Regions from separate parts of the Mus musculus genome. Here region 2 is linked to region 1. Evidence: chromatin loops called from intact Hi-C (ENCODE). Cell type or tissue: heart. All regions are shown on one strand. Links, peaks and the distances in the headings refer to the core of each region. The heading gives the core; the rest is flanking DNA. Region 1 holds the start of Rprd2 (regulation of nuclear pre-mRNA domain containing 2). Region 2 holds the start of Adamtsl4 (ADAMTS-like 4).

Region 1 (6,849 bases), core at 1,671-5,670:
CTGATACACTCAATACACCAAGCACCATCTCACAAAGCTAACAACAGAGCCCAACCTTAACCACATCGCTTTACTGAGTAACCTTTCGCAACCTGACATTTCTGAGCCCTAGGTTCCTCATATGCAATTCAACAGACTATAAAGTATATTAGAAGGACTAAGGAAATGGCTGGCATGTGGCAGATACATAATATGTGAGTCTTTGAAGGTGACAGATATTGCAGATTCTAGTTTAACCTCTTGGCAAGAAGTAAACAAACAAACAAAAAATCTGACAATAATAAATAAAGACTAAGCCGGGTGTGGTGGCGCACGCCTTTGATCCCAGCACTCGGGAGGCAGAGGCAGGTGGATTTCTGAGTTCGAGGCCAGCCTGGTCTACAGAGTGAGTTCCAGGACAGCCAGGGCTATACAGAGAAACCCTGTCTCAAAAGACCAAAATGATAATAATAATAATAATAAAAAAGACTAGCTAATCCTGTCCTTTCTCTCGAATATCCTTCTCAACAGTATATTTCAAAGAACCACAGAACAACTGTCTTAAATACAAAAGATTTTAAATTTGGGGCCTATAATTTTGAAGTTTTATCCACTTGTTCACTAACAAGTAAACTCAAAAAATATTATAGAAGCGAAGACAGACATGGAATAAGAAAACTGTTAACTGAGTACCACTGGCAAGAGGCTATATAGATAGGAAGCAAACAACTTGAATAAATATGTATGGAGTTGGGGTTATAATTGCTTAAAATTTACTGGGTAGAACAAGCTGGCCTCAAACTTTCAGCAATCCTCCTGCCTCAGCCTCTGAAACGACATGGGCCACCACGCCCAGTTTAACAATTCATATTTTAGAAGACCTCTTTTCTGTATTAAAGCAGTGTTGTGGGGAGAACCACACAGGTTGAAAAAAAAAAGTATACTTGAGATGGGGGTTATATCTAAAACAGATAAATATATTTTAAAATTCACATTTCCCATTTTGATTGCCTATGCAAACAAACTCAATTCTGTAAAGTGTGCTTCAGGAGATTAAAAAGTGGCCGGATATATTTTATACTTCGGTACCAATGATGATTACAGTCTCGCAGTTGTGTCTCGTCAGTATCCCGTGGTCTGTATTTTAGTGTTGCAAACACAGGTAAAAGGAAAACAGGTGGTCGCCTCACAGCTCTGTAGAGTTCCTATTGCTTCACATTCATCCAGGGAAAGCCTCCTTAAAACACACGCCAAGTTTCACCCACAGTCATCAAGAGAAGGCCCCTTTCTAGACATATCCCAAGTTTCACGTCGGCGGAAAACACTGCCTGGTCTAACATATTTCAGGGAAGTGGACAGCTTAAACCATGGCTTGACTAGCCAACAGGAAACCCAGAGATCATTAACACGTCAAGGCCTGTAAGAAATAAACGGACGCGACCATTTCCGTGAAGGTTCAGGATAATCAACAACACACCTTCCAGGGCTCGGAAGGAAACGCGAAAATCTCTACGGGTCTAGGCCCAACGGCCCAAGGTCACGCCAAATGTGAGGCTGAAAAATTCCAAGCAATGAGCCCCCTGCAGAGCAGGGCAACCGTGCCTAGGATGGAGTCTGGGCTAGGGAACACTCGCGCCCGATCTTTAATGTGAACCCCAACTGAATGCAGCAGCTCGGTGGGCAAACCCCAGAGTGTTTTGGGGGCCGCATTTTCTCCATCTCTCCAGCCTCCCCCTTCCTAGTCGCCCCCACACTCACATCTCCGGAGCCACTTCATCCAATGGTAGACGATTGTACTGTGGTGTTTCTTGTTTTCTATACACCAGGACGACAAGCCTTGAATGGATTCCATGGTGTTGGTCACCGACTGGAATTTTCGATCCAACGAAGACTCCAGGGCCCCTGCGGACGAGGCCGACGAGGAGGAGGCCTTACTGCTGCCTCCGCCGCCGCCGGCCGCCATCTTCCCCGGTTTGCACAAGCGCCTCTGGTCCTCTGGCGGCGGCGGCGGCGGCGGCGGCGGGAGCGGGCAAAACAATCAGTGCGAGTGCGTGAAAGCAGCAGGAGGGGAGGGCGGCCAGGGGGTGGGGACGCTGCACGCGCTAGGCTCCTCTGGCGGCAGGAGGGCTAGCTGCTGGGCGCGCTGGCGGCTCCCACACGCTGCGAGGAGGGGCCGCGGCCGCGGAGGACTGTCAGTATGGCTCGGGGGTGGTGTTTAAACCGGGAGTCGGGAGACGACTACGGAGGAGACAGAACCTGCGACGGCGCCGACAACTAAGGCTTTTAGCCTCTACGCTCCTCAACTCTTAAGGCCCTTCCCTCATCCCGTTGGCCAAATTCCGGTGAGCCCAGGGCGGCCTTGGTACCGAAGACGAAACGCTACTCCGCCGTCCCTTCGGCTGCAGAGAGCTTTGCCTTTAGATTTTCTACCACAGGAAAGGCCCAAAGCTACCTAGGCAGAAAATTTTCTTTCTTTTTTTTTTTTTCTTTTCTTTTTTTTTTTTTTCTTTTTTCTTTTTTTTTTTTTTTTTTGCAACGCAATAGCAGCAATAGACCAGCAGAAGAAATGCGCACGCGCACGGAAGCCCCGCCCCTCCGCTTCCTCCTCAATCTTGAGCACGGGGGCCGAGGGGGCGTGATGGCGCTGCGATTCGACCAATCAGGGAAGGGGGTCGGAGAAGCGCGTCGGGACCTGAAGGCGGAGGAGGCGCTGCGTCTCTCTGTGCGCCTGCGCGTTAGGTCTGCGCCTAGCGGGTTGGGAGGAAAACCTGGGGAGGCAGGATTGAGGCGCTCCGGAGCCTAGGACGTTACTAGACCCCAGTTCAGTGCTCGGCCCTGCTTTTGGCTTCATGGCGGGGTTGCTCCCTGGGAGCCTTTAATTCACACTAGGATGGGAAATGCCCACCGTTCTGTGGCTACTGTTTTTGACAGCTGCAGCTGCGTTCCCTGCCACCCCGCCATCGGGGACCTACACGCGACAAAATGGCTGGCACGTCTTGCGGAGTGGGGGAAGACGCGCATGCGTCAGGCCCTGTTAGCTGTTCTCTAGGCACTCCTTGACTAACCTATGCTACACGCCCGACTGCGATGACACCGTTCACAGCCAGCCGACCGACTGCATTCTAGAAAGAGGGAATAAAAGTTAAACGAAAATTTCTCTGAAAAGTCTTCGAAGCGAGGAAAGAGTAATTGACAAGGTGTGGCTTCTTTGCTAGGTAGTAACATCACAATTTCGTAATGCGTTATAGGTTTGTTTTTGTTTTTTCGAGACAAGGTTTTTCTGTGTAGCCCTGGCCGTCCTGGAACTCACTCTGTAGACCAGGCTGGCCTCGAACTCAGAAATCCACCTGCCTCTGCCTCCCAAGTGCTGGGATTAAAGACGTGCACCACCACTGCCCTGTGCGTTACAGTTTACAAGAGTCTTGAGTATTGTGTTTATTAGCACAGCCTCAAATTAACCATTATGGGCTGGAGAGATGGCTCAGCACGTAGGAGCACTGACTGCTCTTCCAAAGGTCCTGAGTTAAAATCCCAGCAACCACATGGTGGCTCACAATCATCCTTAATAAGATCTGACGCCCTCTCTGGTGTGTCTGAAGACAGCTACAGTGTACTTAGATATAATAATAAAGAAAATCTTTTTAAAAAATTAACCATTACATTCTCATCTGCCTGTGTGAATCTTTTGAGAAGATTGGACGTTCATGTATTCCTATTGAACACAGGAACTTCATTTTAATTATGCCAACTCAACGGAAAGGTTTTTGAGGCAAGGAGCCTGTTTCATCATTTAAAATTAATATCTCTGTGCCAAGAACTGTTTTAGGATTAGGGAAATGATGGCAAAGCAGACAAAAATTACTCCGCCTTGATTTGGTATCAGGACCAAACCACAAGCATGTGTCAGGGAGTAAGGAGTCATAAAGAGGTATGGAGTAAGATTAAAGGAGAAAGACTGTGTATATGAATAATGGTGTGATCCAGTTTTTAAAAAGAGATTGAGAAAAAAGCAACCAAGCACATATGAGGGGAGGGAAGAAGAGCTGGCAAAAGAACACCAAGTGCTGAGTCCCTAAACCAGGACTGTTGAAACATTTTAGAGGAAGAAGAAGGAAGCCAGTGTGACTGGCAGAGGATGAGAAAGCCACTAAGATAAGAGACAGAAGAGGTGAGAAGCAAAGAGGGCTCATGTAGGGCATTGAAAGCCACTGTACTGACTTTGGGTTTGTTTTTGTTTCTTTTGAGCTAAAGTTTCTCTGTGTAGCCCTGGCTATCCTGAAACTTGCTCTGTAGAGTCTGGCCTCCAATTCAGGAGATCCTATCTCCTTGCCTTCCAAGTGCTGAGGTGGGTTTTTTGTTGTTGTTGTTTGTTTGTTTGTTTTGGTTTTCCGAGACAGGGTTTCTCTGTGCAGTCTTGGCTGTCCTGGAACTCTGTAGACCAGGCTGGCCTTGAACTCGGAAATCCACCTGCCTCTGTCTCCCAAGCGCTGAAATTAAAGGTGTGAGCCACTACTGCCCTGCCAAAGTGCTGAGATTTAAAAGCCTGTCTGCACTTTGGATTCTCTTTCTTTCTTCCAAGCTTTGATTTTTATTACTTATAAAAAGCTGCATATTTATTTTGCTTTCTGACTCTGTACTTGTGCTTTCACCACAATTTTCTGCTCCTCAATAAGGAAAGCCAGCTTGATCCTGTTCCAGACACACTTAGCTCACACACGGAATCACCATAGACAGAGGTCCTAAAATTCAGTTTCCAACAACCACATGAAGGCTCACAGCCATCTGTATAGCTACAGTGTACTCATATACATATTTATTAATAAATCTTGTTTTAAATTTTACAACACTTTTAAAGACCTTAATGATCCTACAATCAAGTTCTCATTCTCTGCAATGAACATTCTGATGAGCTGAATGGAAGTTTGGTATTCCAAATAGAAAAGAGCTGTGGAAAGAAGGAACAACTAACAGCAGATTGTTTTCAAGTTATTTTCCTTCCAAGGTTAAAAGCAGGACTTCCTTATCATACCAGCTGAAAATGACCTGCTTGGAGATTTCACTCTTACCTCTTTACTGGTTTCTTGGGAGATTAAAATAAACAAGTTTCACTTGATCACGTAGGCCTTTAATGTGACTCCATTTTGATTTGGTTGAGCAATAGCCAGCCTTCGGTAAATTCTAACCATCTTTAAATGAAACAGTAAGCAAACTCTTTTAATGGGGGGGGGGATCATTTTTGGGGCAGGTATGTCTGTCTATGTCTGTGTTCATTTACTCTTACATGCAAGGGGAGGACTTCACAGATCTTGCTGTTTTATCCCTTGTTGTTTTGCCTGTGGCCAGCAAGCTCCAGCCATCCTCCTATCTCTACCCTATAGAAGCTGGGCTTCTGGATTTAGACTCTAGCTGCCACACCTGGCTCGCCTTTTTTCTTTTTTTTTTTTTTTTTTCTTCCCAAAGAAATAGTCTAATTGTGCTGGGCAGTGGTGGTGCATGCCTTTAATCCCAGCACTTGGAAGGCAGAGGCAGGCGGATTTCTGAGTTGCAGCCTGGGCTACAGAGAGTTCCAGGACAGCCAGGACTACAGAGAAACCCTGTCTCGAAAAACAAAACAAGCAAAAACAAACAAACAAACAAACAAACAAAGAAAAGTCTCACTGTGTAGTCTTGCCTGGCTTGGAAGTGTGTAAACCTGGGCTGGGCTTTAAAGAGAAACACGCACCTCACATTTCATGAACGATGGGATTTACTGAATGCTTTGCCACTGCCATTTGTGGTCTTAAGCATTCCATTTTTCTGGTGGTGTAATGGATTCAGAGCAAGACTGTAGAGCTCAAGAGTAGTGTAAACAAAGCACGTCCCATTTTTTTTTTTAAAGTGAGGTGATGTTTACCATTAGCCTACATGAATACAGGACAGCAAGGGAATACACCTGATGTTATGTCTTATCTTTGGTCCTGTGAAGAGTCAAGACTATTCCTCCCAGGATTTGCCTTTCCTGTGCAGAGATTGTGGACATGCCAGGCATCCCCTTCATGTACTGACTTTCAAGTGCATTCACTTATCACAGCTTATGCAATTCTTTCTAGAAGGCCACCTCGTGGGAAGAACATTCTGCACTCTGCCATCCACGGTTCACAGTATATTCACAGCTTTCTCACACAGACTCCCACACAAGATATCTAAATATCAGACTGCTTGCCCAGGCATGGTGGTATATGCCTTTAATCTCAGTACTCAGAAGGCAGAGGTAGACAGATCTTTGAGAGGTCGAGGCCAACCTAGTCTACATAGTGAATTCCAGAACAGCCAGAAATTCAGGTGTTTTCACTGGCAGCTGAGGTTTCAGAAATTTTGTTCTGGGGATTTTTGTTTTTTTTTGAGACAGGGTTTCTTTGTGTAGCCCTGGCTGTCCTGGAACTCACTTTGTAGACCAGGCTGGCCTCGAACTCAGAAATCCGCCTGCTTCTGCCTCCCCAGTGCTGGGATTAAAGGTGTGTGACATCACTGCCCGGCGAGGGCTAGGTTTTTTGTTTGTTTTGTTTTTAATTTTTAATTAGATTTTATGTGTGTGTATGAATGTCTTGCCCGTGCGTGTGTGTATGTGTGTGTGCGAGTGTGTCTGTGTATCACTCGTGTGCCAGGTGCCCTCGGAGGTAAGAATCAGATGCTTGGGAGCCTCTGGGTATTGGTCCTCTGTAAGAGCAGCCAGTGCTGGAACTCACGCTGTAGACCAGGCTAGCCTCGAACTCAGAAATCCGCCTGCTGGGCTGGTGAGATGGCTCAGTGTGTAAGAGCACCCGACTGCTCTTCCGAAGGTCCAGAGTTCAAATCCCAGCAACCACGTGGTGGCTCACAACCATCTGTAGC
Region 2 (6,849 bases), core at 1,470-5,469, 130 kb before region 1:
GGCTCCGGTGCAGAGGCAAGGCAAAAGGCACTCTCCCATAACCGAACATCCCTGGCTTGATGGGGTCTCGAACCCGGAACCTAGGAGGATGTGTAGACTTAGTCATCTCTTAGCCTGTCTCCGTAGTCTGCTTCCTGAAAGATTGGCCTGCTGAAGCGCCTTTCCATTACCCCCTGTTCTGCTCTGCCCTCAGAGCCTCACCTCTGGGCCCCTTGAGGCTCCTGGGTTTCCTCTCTCCCCACTTGAGAAGCAGGAGCTCGAAGAGGGCCACCCCTTCCCCGAGGCTGTGGCCTATACAGAGACTGGGGATCCCGTGGAGTCTGGGGTCTGGAGCCCTGGCCCCGGGGCCGGTGGGCTTCTGGATGTCTTGGGGGTCGGGGAGGGAGGGGTAGGGCTGGGTGCAGTTCACATGTTCGGCTCCTGCGCTGCACCCCCACCCCACAGGGCTGGGAGCAGGAAGCCCATCGACCCCAAGGTCCCCAGAGGCCTTCAGGGACCTGGCCCTCCTCTGATGGCAGCTGATGAGAAGGTCCAAACAGCTACAGAGGGGAGAAGGTCAGAATTAGTGTCTCAAGGTTCAAGGGTTATTCGTTGTCCAAGGTCACATTTACAGGTAGGGCCAAACTCCAGCCTTTTCTAGGTTATTAGACTAAGAGAGGGAGTCAGTCTGGGTGGGCCAAACCTGATACAAGGGGCCGAAGTCTCCCAGTGGGAATGTGAAGCCACCCTACAGGGGAGGCCAGGGCACAGTGGAGGGACCCTGGGCAGGGTAGCAGTGGCTCACTTGTCCCGGGCTCACCTCCTGATCCTGGCAGGGCTGAGGGAGAGGCAGGAGCAGCATCATACACAGCCAGAGCCTGCACACCGAGGGGTGGGGGACATCAGAGGGAGCCAGAGGTGTTACGACATTGCCTGCCCCCACCCAGCTTCTCAGGAAGCAGACGTCCCTTGTCACTTGCCAGACCCCTTCCAACAGTTCACAGTCCCTTCCTGTGTGCGTGTGTGTCCCCCCCCCCCCCTCTCTCTCTCTCGTGTGTCGTGTGTGTGTGTGTGTGTGTGTGTGTGTGTGTGTGTGTGTTTGTGTGTGTGTGTGTGTGTGTTGAGACAGGGTTTCTCTGTGTAACAGTTCTGAGTTCTGAATGTCCTGGAACTCACTCTGTAGGCCAGGTTGCCCTCAAACTCACAGGCATCCACCTGCCTCTGCTTGAGTTACAGGTGTGCACCGCTACCCTCTGCCCCTTCCCTGCCCTAATGGAGACAGAGCTGGTCCTTTCCACTGCTACCCCTCTTTCTTACCTGCCCAGCCAAGATTCCATTGCTCTTCCTGTGACTGCCCCTGGGCTGGGGAGCAGGGGACAGGGTGGCTACTCTGGCATCGGGGCTTGGAGGGTGCTCTGAGGAGGGAGGAGCATGGCGTTACCCCTCCAGCTATCTGGGGGGACTGAAGGGCTGTCTCAGCACAACACCAACAGCCTGGAGGGGTGGGGGAGGAATGGTCCACCCCTTTAGGACCTAAGGGTGGGAGCAAGAAGGGACGTTGTCTTTGTCATCTGCTAGAGGGTGGGGGGTCTGACCTCAGCCTCTTAGTTCAGTTTAGTCTCCTCCCTATGGCCCAAGATGGACTTAGCTCCTTTGGAGGCTGATGTGGGTGGGGGTAGGGGTTGTGCATAGGCAGCTTGGGCCAGAGCTTCTTTCTCCTAGAGCTCTAGGGCCTAGAGGAGGCAGGCTATGCCAGTCACCCATGAGGGGCCAGCCAGAGGCCTCCGGGCACCAGGGGTGGGGTCACAAGCCTTAATTCCACAGTTGGGATGGAGTTCAAGGGGTTCAGCTTGGGTGATATGGGACCTCTATCACAAAACAAACAAACAAACAACAAAAAAAGGAAAACCAACCTCCTCCCGCTCACAGAACCCAAGAGCATTTGTTTCTTTTCCTTTTAACTAAGCTCCTTACGGAGGACAAGGCTCATACAGGCTGCCCCGGGCATTTTTTTTTGTCCAAGGGATAAACTAAGTGGGTTAATGGCTTCATCTCCTGAGAAGAGGCAGTGACTTATCCTCCCCATGAGTGCCAGCATCCACAAGGCACTGGCTCAGGGTGACTTAGCTCATGTACAACTAGTTTTCTGCTTTTTTTTTTTTCCTTACAATGCTCAGCCAAACTGGGACACCTAAGAAGGAGAGATGTAGCCATAGCAGCCCATGCTTGCCAGGTTCTCCCTCCCGTATCCCTGGAAAGTCCACCCTTAAGTCTAGCTGTAAACACTGGGTAGCAGGGGTCTTCATACCTGTCCTCAAATCTTGTCTCTCCCTACCCCCATCCTCCATTCCCTGCCTTCTCTTTGAGGCCCCGCCTACCCACATCCTCATCCCATCTAAGTTCTGCTTTCCAGGAAAAACACTGTTTCTGCTGCCTTTGAATGGCACCATGAGAAGAATCCAAGGATCGCTGGCCAAAGTAGGCCAGATCAGGGCATGCAAAGGACAGAGAGGGGGGCAAAGCTAGGTCCTGCTCCCCCTCCCTGGGACCCCAGGGCTTGGGAATTTGAGGAGGAGACCAAATGGGCTGAGCTGAGTTCTTGGAGCTAGGGAGGAGGTAAAAGGCACCACGTCCTTCTTCAGTTGAGCCAGCCACTGAATCTACGACTTCCCTGATGGACGAGTGGCCCTGTTCAACCCACTCATCAGCCCTCTGCCTGCCCAGTGAGGCTGGAAGGATGGGGGGTGTGTGTGATGGACACAACCTGTCTGATGCTGGTCCCCTCTCCACCTCCCTCTGCGCCTCTCTGCTCCTCCAGTCTGTCCCTGATGCCTCTCCGTGGTCTACCCAGTACACATAATCCTGTCCTGAGCTGGTTTTGGCAGCTCTCTGGAGAAGTGAGGGGTGGGGGGTGACGAGAACTCCTGGGGCTAGGGCCAGGCCTGGCTCCCTCTCTGGAAAAGTCCACCCCACCCTCCCCTGCATAGGGGAGCAGGAGCCGACACCCCCCCCCCCCCCCGCACAAATGTATGTTTGTCCTTTCTCCACGCCCAGGGTGAGGAAAATGAGGTTGGAAGTGGGCATCCTGAAGTCACGGTGGACCCTGGCTGAGCACAAACCTATGCTGCTCCTGGTCACACCCCCTTGTGGGCCAGTGACACCAAGGAAAGTGACTTGCAGGGTGCTAACCCCTTCACCCCAGGCTCACTTCAGGCAAATGAGCCAATGCAGAGTGGACGGGTGGAGGGAGGGTTAGTAAGGGCTGGGCTAGCAGAGGAGAGATGCTGTCCTGTCAGAATGCCAGGGTTTTCACGGCATCCCCCCCCCCCCAAACATCCCAACAGGTGTCTTTTCCCTCAACCTCTCACAACAGATTGAGTTGTGCAAAGAGCACTCACCCGCATCCCTCCCGGACACCCTATCCCTGCGTTCCCAGAGTACAGGCGTCTGGTCGCATCTTCCCGAAGCCCCTCAGGGAAGAGCCGGCTGTGCCGGCGTGCAGGGAGGTCCTGGGTATGTTTTCCAACTTCACTATGTGACTTAATAGGAATCTTGGCACAAGCCCTCGCCCGGGTGATGGGACTCGGAGTCCCAGGGACCAGACCCCCTCCCCAGGAATTCGCCTTAGGGTCCGCTGTTCTGAGACAGTCAGAGCCCAGGCGGGGGGTCGGGGAGGTTCTACCTTCTCTGCGCCCGCTCTCTCCAGCTGCCTCTGGTAGTGGCCACCGCGGCCCGGAGCCCCAGGACAGCGCCGCCCGCGGCAGGCTCCGCCCCACGCCACCCGTGCCCCGCCCGCCACGCGCCGGACTCAACCACCCACCCCGGGTGCCCCGTACAGCTAAAGAGCTTGCAGCCACGCTGTGGACACGGTTCCCGCGCCCGCCCCGGGGCTCGAGACCCCACCAACTCTGGCAGGCTCCTTTTGGTTGGAGCCTGTCCTCGAAGAACCTGGGCTAGCCCCGAACCAGCAAGGGGATTTGCAAACTAGACCCATGTAGCCCTGAGCAAACTCAGATCTGCTCAAGCCAAGGCCCTCTCCTCCATGCAGCCAATGCCATCGCCTCCGCTTTTCCCATACTGGGCAGTGAACCATGTGGCTCTGATGGCCAGGGACCTCTCTGAGCCTCGGTTTCTTCATCCATAAAATTTTACACCCTGGAGCTTAGCGGGAGGAATGCACGCTGAATTATGAGTCAGACAATTTGGATTTGAATTTCAGCTTGAGCACTTGCCAGCTCTGTGGTCTTTCATGAGCACTTCAACTTCAATGCGGCAGTGTCCTCTGTAGAATGGGAGAATTTGATGTGTATATTAGGCTTGGAAATGTTTATCCATCTCCATGTGGAAGAATGACTGAGGAGGGGTGGGGAAGGGATGAAAACAGCTTTCAGTTTTTATGCTTTTTATTCTATTCATATGTCTTTTAATGGATTGTTGGTTTGTTGTTTGTCTTTGAGGCAGGGTCTCGGTAGCCCTGTCTGGCTTGAACTGTGTAGACCAGGCCAGCCTTCAACTCATGGAGATCCACCTGCTATTGCTTACTGCAGTGTTGGGATTAAAGGCCTGCCTATGCCTTGCCTGTCCAACCTCGTAACTTCTTTGAAAAACAAAAACGTATAGGTTGTTCGATACTAGACTGGTCTTCAGGGTGAATTCCAGCTGAGGCTGGGCGGGGGGTGGGGGTGGGGGAGAATATATAGGGAATGGTAGTGCATGTTTAGCACTTGGGAGGCTGAGGCAAGAGAGGGGAACCACTGGTTCAAGACCAGCCTGGGAAATCCAGCAAGTTCTAGGGCAAGCTGGGCTACAGAGTGAGACCACCCTAGTTTCAACAATGAAATACCAGAGCAAGGTTAGAGAGATGGCTCAGCCATTGAAGGCCAGGCTCACCACCAATGTCAAGACACTCAAATACAGAAGTTGTAGCAACATATTGTCTTGCAACCCATAAAACAACAGAGGGCCCTGGTGCCCCCGGCTAATGTTTCCTAGTTTCTTGGCTATATGTTACACTTTGTGCTGAGGGCACAGAAGCTAGTTTAAGTCCTTAAGTCTCCAAGTCTAGTTTGAACAGATCCTGCCAGTGAGAAATGATCACTTTGGAGCTGACATGTTAACTGTGGAAGCAGGGTCTATCCCAAGGCAGTGGGTGTGTATATAAAACAGCCCTATGTCTGGGGGTGTAATAATGCGCTGAAGCAGAGCTTTGCATGCAGGATGCTCTGGGTTCTGTCCCCAGCCGTTCCCAGCACTGATCAAGGCAGAAAGATATTATTTGTTATTTAGACAAGGTCCTGCCACGGTAGGGCCGATTGACAGGAAACTTGCTATGGAGCCAAGCTGACCCCAAATTTGAACTTCTCTTGCTTAGCCTGAGTCTGGGATACAGTATTGGGATGATCCAGATTTTAACTTTATTTGAAATTTAACATGCACTTTTTTTTTTTGGTTTCTCAGCAAATCCTCCCACTCTCTTAGGACAAGCACCTCCACAAGGGGTCTCTCCTTAACCTTCCTCAGTTCCTGTGTCTGGTCCTGAAGAGCCTGGGAAAGCAATGGGTTAACACCCCTCTCTGGAAGTGTGGCGTCCCTAAGGACGGCTGTGGACACACAGTCCCAACCCGTGGTGTATTTATAGATAGAGCTGTCTTCTCAGGGAAAGCCCCTTCACTCAGGCCGGGCACAAGGGCGAATGTTCAAAGGCAGTCCGCCTGCCTCGGGGAGGGAAGAGGTTTTTAAGCCAGGCAGCTTTCAGTGCTGACCCCAGTTATCAGCAGCCCCTTACCTATAAGGACACTGGCTTCAGGACAGACGGGTTCTACCTCCTTGAGGAGGGAAGGGGGGGGAGGGGGAGGATGGGAGGAGGGAGTGGGAGGAGGGAGGGGGAAGATGGAAGGAGGGAGGGGGAGGATAAGAGGAGGGAGGGGGAGGATGGGAGGAGGGAAGGGCTGCCTTTGACATTTCTGACTGCTGAGAGCTGAATACTTCTGTCCATTAAAAAATGGCTGTGTACCAAAGAGCTACACAGCTGTCAACCCCCCTGGACTTGGTGGTCCAGGGAACTTTGTGATGACGCAGCAACTTGGGAAGAGTAAGTTTAAATTTGTGGATCCTGTCTCATGCATAAAAAAGGCTTTTGTTTTGTTTTGTTTTGCTTTTTTATAGAAAGATTATATGAAACCTGGGCCTAGTGCTTCATACCTGCTATCCCAGTATTTGGGAGCCTGAGGCAAGAGGATTGTTCTAAGGCCAGCCTAGGCTACAGAGTGAGTTCCAGACCAACCTAGGTTAGAGTGAGACTCTATCTTTAAAGAAGAAGCTAAGAAGTAGCTTCATGAAGATTATTCAAGAAATAGATGATGTCCACTCAAAAGCGTCTCTAGGGAAGGAGCAAATTGAAGACAAAGGGTGCTGACCGATCTGGGTGTGGTGCTGCATACCTGTAATCCCAGCAGGTATTGGAGGCAGGGAGATCAGACTATATAATCTGGCCAGCCAGCCAGCCAGCCAAGACTATTTTATTCCATAAGGCCCAAACAGACAACAAAACCCTACTGATCAGACTCTGCTCAAAACAGGATGTCCCACTTTACTAGCTAGCTTTCAGAAGGTGCAGTGTAGGCTGGGCACTGCCACACTTCCTGCCTTGATAATGGACTGAACCTCTAGCCAGCCTAGTTAAATATTGTCCTTTATAAGAGTTGCCTTGGGGGGCTGGTGAGATGGCTCAGTGGGTAAGAGCACCCGACTGCTCTTCTGAAGGTCTGGAGTTCAAATCCCAGCAACCACATGGTGGCTCACAACCATCTGTAACAAGATCTGACGCCCTCGTCTGGATTGTCTGAAGTCAGCTACAGTGTACTTACATAT

The links. A loop is a pair of places that touch in the nucleus more often than their neighbours do. Peaks named below come from ENCODE experiments on the same cell type or tissue, not always from the same donor. Only the 100,000 strongest peaks of a DNase experiment are listed, where the experiment ranks them.
Region 2: a loop joins it to region 1, with 2.0 times the contacts of the local background. A loop is called at or near these places in 1 of 42 quality-filtered maps.

What each region holds. Positions count from the first base shown.
Region 1 is chr3:95,816,810-95,823,658 of GRCm38, forward strand. It overlaps Rprd2 (regulation of nuclear pre-mRNA domain containing 2), which reads right to left and starts at 2,144. Exons shown (of 11, transcript NM_001368178.1): 1 at 1,738-2,144. The coding sequence starts at 1,942. It overlaps Gm29948 (a long non-coding RNA gene), which reads left to right and starts at 2,071. Exons shown (of 2, transcript XR_375854.4): 1 at 2,071-2,321; 2 at 2,911-5,092. In heart, for the core only: CTCF peaks have their summits at 2,118 and 3,551; DNase peaks (open chromatin) are centred at 2,122 and 2,642; H3K4me3 peaks cover 2,425 bases; H3K27ac peaks cover 2,066 bases.
Region 2 is chr3:95,684,160-95,691,008 of GRCm38, forward strand. Adamtsl4 (ADAMTS-like 4) reads right to left here and starts at 3,758. Exons shown (of 18, transcript NM_144899.3): 1 at 3,662-3,758; 2 at 1,297-1,394; 3 at 800-857; 4 at 202-539; 5 at 1-80. The coding sequence starts at 1,316. In heart, for the core only: CTCF peaks have their summits at 3,731 and 5,453; DNase peaks (open chromatin) are centred at 2,472, 2,832, 3,712, 5,212 and 1 weaker place; H3K4me3 peaks cover 1,597 bases; H3K27ac peaks cover 3,754 bases.